2 separate regions of the Homo sapiens genome follow, and region 1 is linked to region 2. A link is a contact called in ENCODE Hi-C or POLR2A ChIA-PET data. All regions are on one chromosome and are shown on one strand. The core of a region is the stretch at or near the end of the contact, and the rest is flanking DNA. Distances in the headings are between cores, read along the strand shown. Region 1 overlaps PARD3B (par-3 family cell polarity regulator beta). Region 2 holds the start of PARD3B (par-3 family cell polarity regulator beta).

Region 1 (3,499 bases), core at 965-3,464, 120 kb after region 2:
TTCTCATGTGAGCTAGCCTCGGCTTCCTGAGGTTCCCTATGAGGTATCCTGAGCTCTGCATGGACACATCCTTCTACTGAATTTTAGTGCCATGACAGTGAGAATATCACCCGCATCCCTTAGTTGCAGTGTCAGTGCTTAAAGGTATTTGCTGAACTTACAATCATATTGGGAAATGTGAGTATTAAAGTCAAAACACTTCTGGAACCTAAACTCATACCTATTGTACTGATTTTTACCAGATAAAGGAAATGATGACACTTATTAGTTGGCTTGGATTTTAAAATATAAAGATCGTATTGAAGGTAGATGGATAGGAGGTGAAGTATTTGAAATGCGGCATTGGACCTGGGCTTACAAACTCCAGGTGTGATTCCTCCTCTTACCAGCTCTTTCACCTTCTGTGAGGTGAGCTACCTCTTTGAGCCTTATTTTTCTTGTCTGTAGGAGAGTGTTAATATTTACCCGTAAGTGTTGTAGGGAAGATTAATCTCGTTTTGTAGATAGCAGCTACCATACTGTGTGGACATAGTAGATAACTATTTTAAAAATCATAATTTATAAATTTGGTAATTAGACATTTACAGATCTGATTTCAGCTGTCATATACGGTTGCATTATTATAGTGTGAATTCATGCCCCCATGATTTTAAAAAGTGGTGTTTTTGGCATGTGTGCATTCGCTGAAGTTGTAAAACACATTTTTTAAGTGTACAAGTAATGGACAGCAGATGAGAAACAGATTGCAAAAACTCTTTTCAGTATCCAAACATGACAGTAAACTCATATTGTTCAAAGAATAGGGCCCTTAATTGGGTGGGATTTTTATTTGATTTATGACCTGAGGCTAATACTGTGGCTTGGATATGTTCTAACCCCATGACTGTCTAATAGCTTACATATATGTTGGGTAGTAATGCCAGTGGATAGGTTTTATTCTGAGAACCTTCATTCTTAACTCAAATCTCAAAAATAGATGACAAGGCAGAAAATATTTGGGGTGATAAGATTGAATATGGAATAGAGCATCAATTGCTTGCTCTCAGATACTAGTCTTTTTTGTTTTTCAAGTAATGGAGAAACCATATATTATTTTCATCTGGGAGTGTCTGTTGTGTTTGCATGCACCAGATGAGCTGGAGAAGTTGTGGCCTGCAAGTAACATAAAGCAAATAAAATTTTTGCCAGACGGGGCATAACTAAATGCTTACCACCCTCCCTGAAAGTTAGTTACGTTTTGATCATTGGTCTGCTATATTGAATGCTGATTTTTTTTTCCAGTTTGACATGATAGTAAGTGACATTGCATTGTATAAAAAGGATATTTTTATTTACACACACTTAAAAATGGATCCTGGGTTTTAAGGAAATTTCCTTTTAAGCACATTTTGGCTCTGGTAAAATCTATTCTGAAGAACTTATAGGCAAATAGCTTTTGAGAATTTGGACTCATTAGCAGGGCTTATTTCTTTGGCTATATTTCCTGATAATAGTTTTCTGTAAGCTATGTGAATGTCAGAGAGCAGAAATAGTCAGAATTTTTCTTCTGAGCTCATTAGTGAATGCATACAGGATGAGGTAGCCTGAAACAGTTTGAGGTATAATCAGTGTCTTCTCACTCTCTCCTTTTCTTTCATCTCATTCTTTACCATGTTTGTTGGGCATTAGTTTAAAAGCCTAGCATTTAATAGGAACTTTGGCATATGTAAATATTTTCTAGGTTCAGTTTTAGCAAATCCGTTGCTCTCATGAAGACTGTAGAGAAAATGTTTGTACTGATTTAGGAATGTTAAGAATGTGGTGGGGAGTGGCTCTTCAGAATACTGCAGTGTGGTAATCATGTTTGTGGCTATGATTTTCTTGTTTTTGTTTTTTTTTTTGTCTTTGTTCTTTCATCTCAGCTTTTCAAAATCTTTAGAAAATATAAGATATTCCCATTTTAGGGTTTAGAAAATGACTCAAATATATGCATATAGTTGTGAAAGGTGTTGAGATAGCCTCAAATAATAAGCTATATCTTTTGACCATATTATAGGTGGGGTCTCTGCCTGGGAATGACCCACCCTCAAGCTGTTTGGCTCCTGTTAAAAGGACTAGAAGGGCTCTGCCAGAGGAACAAGGATGCTCTTCCTGGTGTGGCTCTTCTGTGGCATCTGGTTCAGGGCTGTGGTCCCACTCCCAATGGCAGATTTTCTTATTTTAGAGGGAGTGAGTCACATTCCTCAACCAGTGGATGAAAAATTCCAGCCATTCCAATTATCCACGCCTATGATCCCTTCTGTTTTACACAGATCATTGAGTCCCAACTCACTAGACCAAGACTCAGGGAAATCATGCTATGATCTTGGCTGTGCCATTGGCCAATTTTGTGACCTCAGGGAGTGTGTAAAATCTGGGTCTCAATTTCCTCATCTGTAAAATGAAGTAATTAGAAGAAAGGCCCTTTTTGATGACACAGTCTGTGACCTCTAACTGGTAATTTTTATAAGTATTCTCACAAGAAAGCTGTGGTTGCAAGAAACTAGAAATTAGTGGGATAAATGAGATCTAACATAGGCATCGATTAGCGTACTTCTTACCAAGTTTTAGAGGGCTCCAAGGAATATCTTGGGCTGTATATGTGATATAGCAAACTTTAAAGAGTTTGTGACTGTGACATTGTCCTCTCACAGAGTATAAAGCTGTTCAGTAACTATTTATGGAATGATGAATGAGTTTGCCTGATGCCTACTGGTATGAATTTTCCTTCTTGAACTTACTCTGGTACTAACCATTCTTTGTCTGAATATGATGATCTTTTCCATGCAGCAGTCACCAGTAGTAATGGACTTGACTGCCTGTGGAGCCCAGGCAATCTTTATAATGATGGATTGGGCTCTCAAGTGGGGGAGTAAAGCATTTTAAGTTGATGAAGACATTGCCCCTGCTCTTGAGAAAGAAACAAATAAGCAACTAATCATAGAGGCAAAATGAAATAATAGATGTAATCAAAATGTGAACAAGGTAATGGTGGGTGCGATGGAATAATAAATTAATTCTAATTGGAGAACTGAGGAAGGATTCATATGTGAGATGAAGAGTCATGAAGGTTGGACCTAGAGAGATACTCTCTAATATTAAACTAGAGAGGGAAAAATAAAAGGTAATTTCAGCAAAGGAGAAGGGCTTTTTGGATTAAAGCAGTAGTAGGACTCCAAATATGTCACTATAGGAAGGGCATGGAATATTTGGAGAAAAGTGAGTCGATGTAGAGAAACCAATAGGTGGCTATTGCTGTAGTGAGAGCAAGAGATGATGGTTAACTTGGCCCAGAGAGTAGTTGTAAGAGTGAAGGGAAGTGAACAGCTTGAGATAGATTTAGAAGATAAAGTCAATAGAATTTGTCGATGGATATCATAAGGGGGGTTATAGAGAGGGGTATAGATGAATCCTAGAATTTTGGCTCACACAAGTGGGAAACTATCACCATTTGCTATGAAAAAAAAACACCTAAGGTGTA
Region 2 (3,632 bases), core at 1,075-3,574:
TGTTACTCAATCAAGGCAAATTATTTATTGTCTTCTGCCCAGGAGGTCCCATGGGGCATGAAATATTGATTTAGGAATTTGCTGGGCATGAATGACTGTGTGTTGCAATTGTGTTCTTTTTTTTAATCCCTTGATAATATATGGTAAATTGTTTCTATATATGCTGTGATGAGGCTGAATAACAAATTAAACCTGGCTATTTAATAAACATGAAATGTAAACACTAAACTCTTCATACTAACTTAGGGCTATAAAAGGTCACCCCATGGTGTACAGGATTGCACAATGCACTGTTCACATCCTTGTCTAGAGTCATCTCTTCCTTCATCTCACAATGGCATGGCCTCTGCTGCATCCCCTAGGTCCCGATTCCAACTTCCCAAGTGGAACTGGGAGAGCCGGAGTGTTCTTTATGGTTCACTTGGGGATTATCAAAGCCAGGACTTGGGGTGGGAGGTTCTAGATATTGGGAAGGAGCTAAAGCTGGGCTAAGAGGGAATTTGTGGCGAAGAGGAGGAGCTATTCATGACCCAAGCAGAAGAAAATGAGTCTGGAGCAACTGTAAAGCAAAAAGCCACGATGCAGGAAGGATGGCAACATGCAAAGTTATTTCATCAGTGGAAAATCTTTGCTCTGTACCATTCTATAGGTCCATGAAATACCGAATATTAAAAGTGAGGGCCACACATTAATGCACGGCATCAGTATCTATTTGTTTGTTTGATTCACTCATTGGTACTTCTCATGTAAGAAACAGCACAGCAGTTACGATGAAGACTCTGGAATCAGATGACCTGGGTTTTAAGCCAGCCTCTGCTACTTTCTAAGAATGAGATTTTAACTAAATCATTTAACTTCCTTTGGCCTCAGCTCCTCATCTCTAAAAAGAGGATAAAGTGTCTCCTTTGAAGAGAGCTGGCCTGAGAATGGAGACCACACTGAGGAACAGATAGAGCTAAGAGCTGGACAGAGCTAGCTGGCCCCTGAGGACATAGTTTGAGTTCCTGCTTTCAACCTTGCCTCAATGGAGTGCCCTCTGGATCTTCTGATTTTATGAGGTGATCAATTCTGTCTTTGGTTTATTTAAATGTAAATTAGTTTGTATTGGATTTACAACCAAATTACAATGGACTTGGTTTACGTGATCCTCTTGGTTTGCCACTGACTTTCTATACATAGAAGACAACCAATATATACTTACTGAATGTATGAATGAGCTAAAATTTATTTTTTTAAAAAACCTCTTGAAACCCATGAATTTAATCTCCTCTGCATTATCATACCATCCTAGGCAATTCACGTTCAATTTAAGTGTGTCCACATAGGAGCACATCCTTCTGTAGAGAAACACATGATGCAGCCCTGAGGGTCTTGCTGGATGAACTGGATGGCTAAGAAAACTGCAGGGAGAGACCAGAGATTGAGCTCAGAAGACCTGAGTTCTTTTCAACAGAACTAACACCATGGTCTGCTCAGTCTCTTGACCTCTCCGAGCACCATTCTTGATGCACAAGATGCGAAGAATAATATCTACCTACCGGGTAGTTGTTAAGCTCAAAGGAGCTCATTTACATGAGAGCTAAGAATGAAACTAACGTAATTTGTTGGTTTCCCCCACATATTCCCATTTCAATTGGTGATGGATACACACCTGCCAAATCATGAGCCTAAGGGTGTTAACTTTTTTTTTTCCTAATAAAATGCACAACGGTAGTCGCATTCCAGAAGGCTATGTGTCAACACACGCGATCATATCTGGGTCTTGGGTGTGACCTTTGGCCAAATACTCAGTGTCCTCGAGGGTCTGTAAAAGGAAAAGTTTCCACTGGCGCGTTCTCTCCAAGGTTCGCTTCAGCTCTGCTATCCCAGGGCTCCTGATGGCAGCGGCACGGGCTGTGCTTAAGGCGAGTTCCTAACAGGCCCTCGGGGCACTCCTGCATCTCCGCACCCGGCAGCCTCGCCCCTTGGGTGTTTTTGGTGGGCGTGACTAGAAGCACCTGCTCCTGGGCTCCTTTTGCATCTTGCTGCAGTCCCCTCCTGTGAAGGGCGCAGCTCTGCAGTCTCCTCGCTCTTCCCTCGGGTGTTCTTTCTGAGATCCGGTTTCAATCCTCGAGCGTGTAGCCCTCAGGTCCCCTTACAACTCCCCAGAGCTCCGTGTGCATGCGTGCGAGAGGGAGAGAGCCAGGGAGAGACCCAGGTGACGAGACGAGGCTCCCGGGCTCCAGTTACTGGCCCGCAGGGCCGGGGCACGTCGTCGCCCAGCGTGCGGCGGGGCCCGGGAGCGCCGCGGCCCCTTTAAGAGCCGGGCCCAGGCCGTCGCCGGGACCGCAGGAGCCCAGAGCGCGGGCGCCGCAGAGGAGTTGGGAGCCGGCGCAAAAGTTTCCTCCCAACTCTGGCCCCGTGCGCCGCCGCCGCCGCCGCCCACTCCAGCCCCCGGCTTGGGGCCGGCCCTGCCAACGCCGCCAGGGCCAGGGCCAGGGCCAGGACCAGCGACAGGGCAGGGCCGGCAGTTTCGCTTTGGTGGGCGCGGAGCAGCCGCCTGGGCCGGGCAGGAGTAGGAGCGGGAGGAGGAGGAGGAGGAGCCGGTGCCGCGGAGCTGCCGCGTCCCGGGCCGCCGGGCACCTGGGAGGTAACCCCTTTCCGCGGCCGCCCCTCCCCGATTCCCGCCACCTGCCGCCTGGCCAGGTGGAAGGGGCGCTGCCGCGAGCCTCCGGGCCTCAGGGTGTTCCGGGGAGCGGCGCCCCGGGTCTCTGGGCCCACCCGCCCCGGGCGTCCTCCGAGAGTGGGGGCTGCGCCCGCGGGGTCAGACACCTGTTCGGCCCGGCCCGGCGTGGTCGCCGGGGGCCAGGATGAAAGTGACCGTGTGCTTCGGCAGGACGGGCATCGTGGTGCCCTGCAAGGAGGGCCAGCTGCGCGTCGGCGAGCTCACCCAGCAGGCGCTGCAGCGGTACCTGAAGACCCGGGAGAAGGTGAGCGCGGCGCGGAGGAGTGGGGCGCGGCTGCAGCCAAGGCACCTGCCAGGTGCGACCCGGTGGCGACACTCAGGGGATGCAGAAAACCCAGGGGATTATGGGGCACTGCCTGTAGCTGCAGCTGTTGTCTATTGCTAATATCAGTGATGTGGGTGTCTTTGGGTGTTTGTGGGCCTTGAGCTCCGAGGGTCGTGAGTGGACCTGCAGCATTGGAATCTCTTGGGAGCTTCTTAGAACTGCCCAATATGGGCAGTTCTCCAAACCCACCGACTCAGGATCTGCTCTTTAACGAGATCCCCAGGTGATTGGAATGCCCACTGAAGTTTGAGAACCACTGGTTTAGAACTTGTTTGAGGGAACGTCTTAAAAGGTGCTGCTCACCTAAGTGTGATTTTTGACCCATTAAGGCCCGCCTCACTTAGGCTCCTTGGAGTTAGAAAGTTGATTGTGCAAGTGACACATACTCGGAAGTTACAACTGATGGGGCCTTTGGAGTTTCAGCCTTGTGAGCTGCCCTGTCTCAGTGACTTGGGCAGGAACACAGGTGGGAGCATGCTGTTTGCTTAGCCAACCTGTCTACATTTTGAGTGTTTTCAGTTTAATGTCACAGATTCTATGACCATTTACTATGTGTGTGGGCTGTTGTCAGGTCCTGAGTGA

What was found. Hi-C counts contacts between places; a loop is a spot of excess contacts on that map. ChIA-PET counts read pairs that join two places held with the same protein, here RNA polymerase II (POLR2A). Pooled maps may share reads with other maps.
Region 1: a loop to region 2 is called in a map of PC-9, with 4 times the contacts of the local background. The contact joins the enhancer-like site here to the promoter of PARD3B in region 2. A Hi-C loop is called at or near these places in 6 of 168 maps with a recorded cell type or tissue (Caco-2, PC-9, endothelial cell of umbilical vein and 3 more) and 4 of 50 pooled maps. POLR2A ChIA-PET finds 5 or more read pairs at or near these places in 2 of 52 experiments (AG04450 and PC-9).

What each region holds. Positions count from the first base shown.
Region 1 is chr2:204,663,242-204,666,740 of GRCh38, forward strand. All of the region lies in intron 1 of PARD3B (par-3 family cell polarity regulator beta), which reads left to right. Among named protein-coding and RNA genes, the nearest start is that of PARD3B, 120 kb to the left of the region's middle. RefSeq lists an enhancer at 1,487-2,054. Within about 2 kb of position 2,215, at least 4 of the 41 ENCODE cell types and tissues checked have a DNase peak (open chromatin) inside an H3K27ac peak, as active enhancers do; they include PC-9, where a contact is called at or near this core.
Region 2 is chr2:204,543,151-204,546,782 of GRCh38, forward strand. PARD3B (par-3 family cell polarity regulator beta) reads left to right here and starts at 2,325. Exons shown (of 23, transcript NM_001302769.2): 1 at 2,325-2,969. The coding sequence starts at 2,850. RefSeq lists a silencer at 2,312-2,361.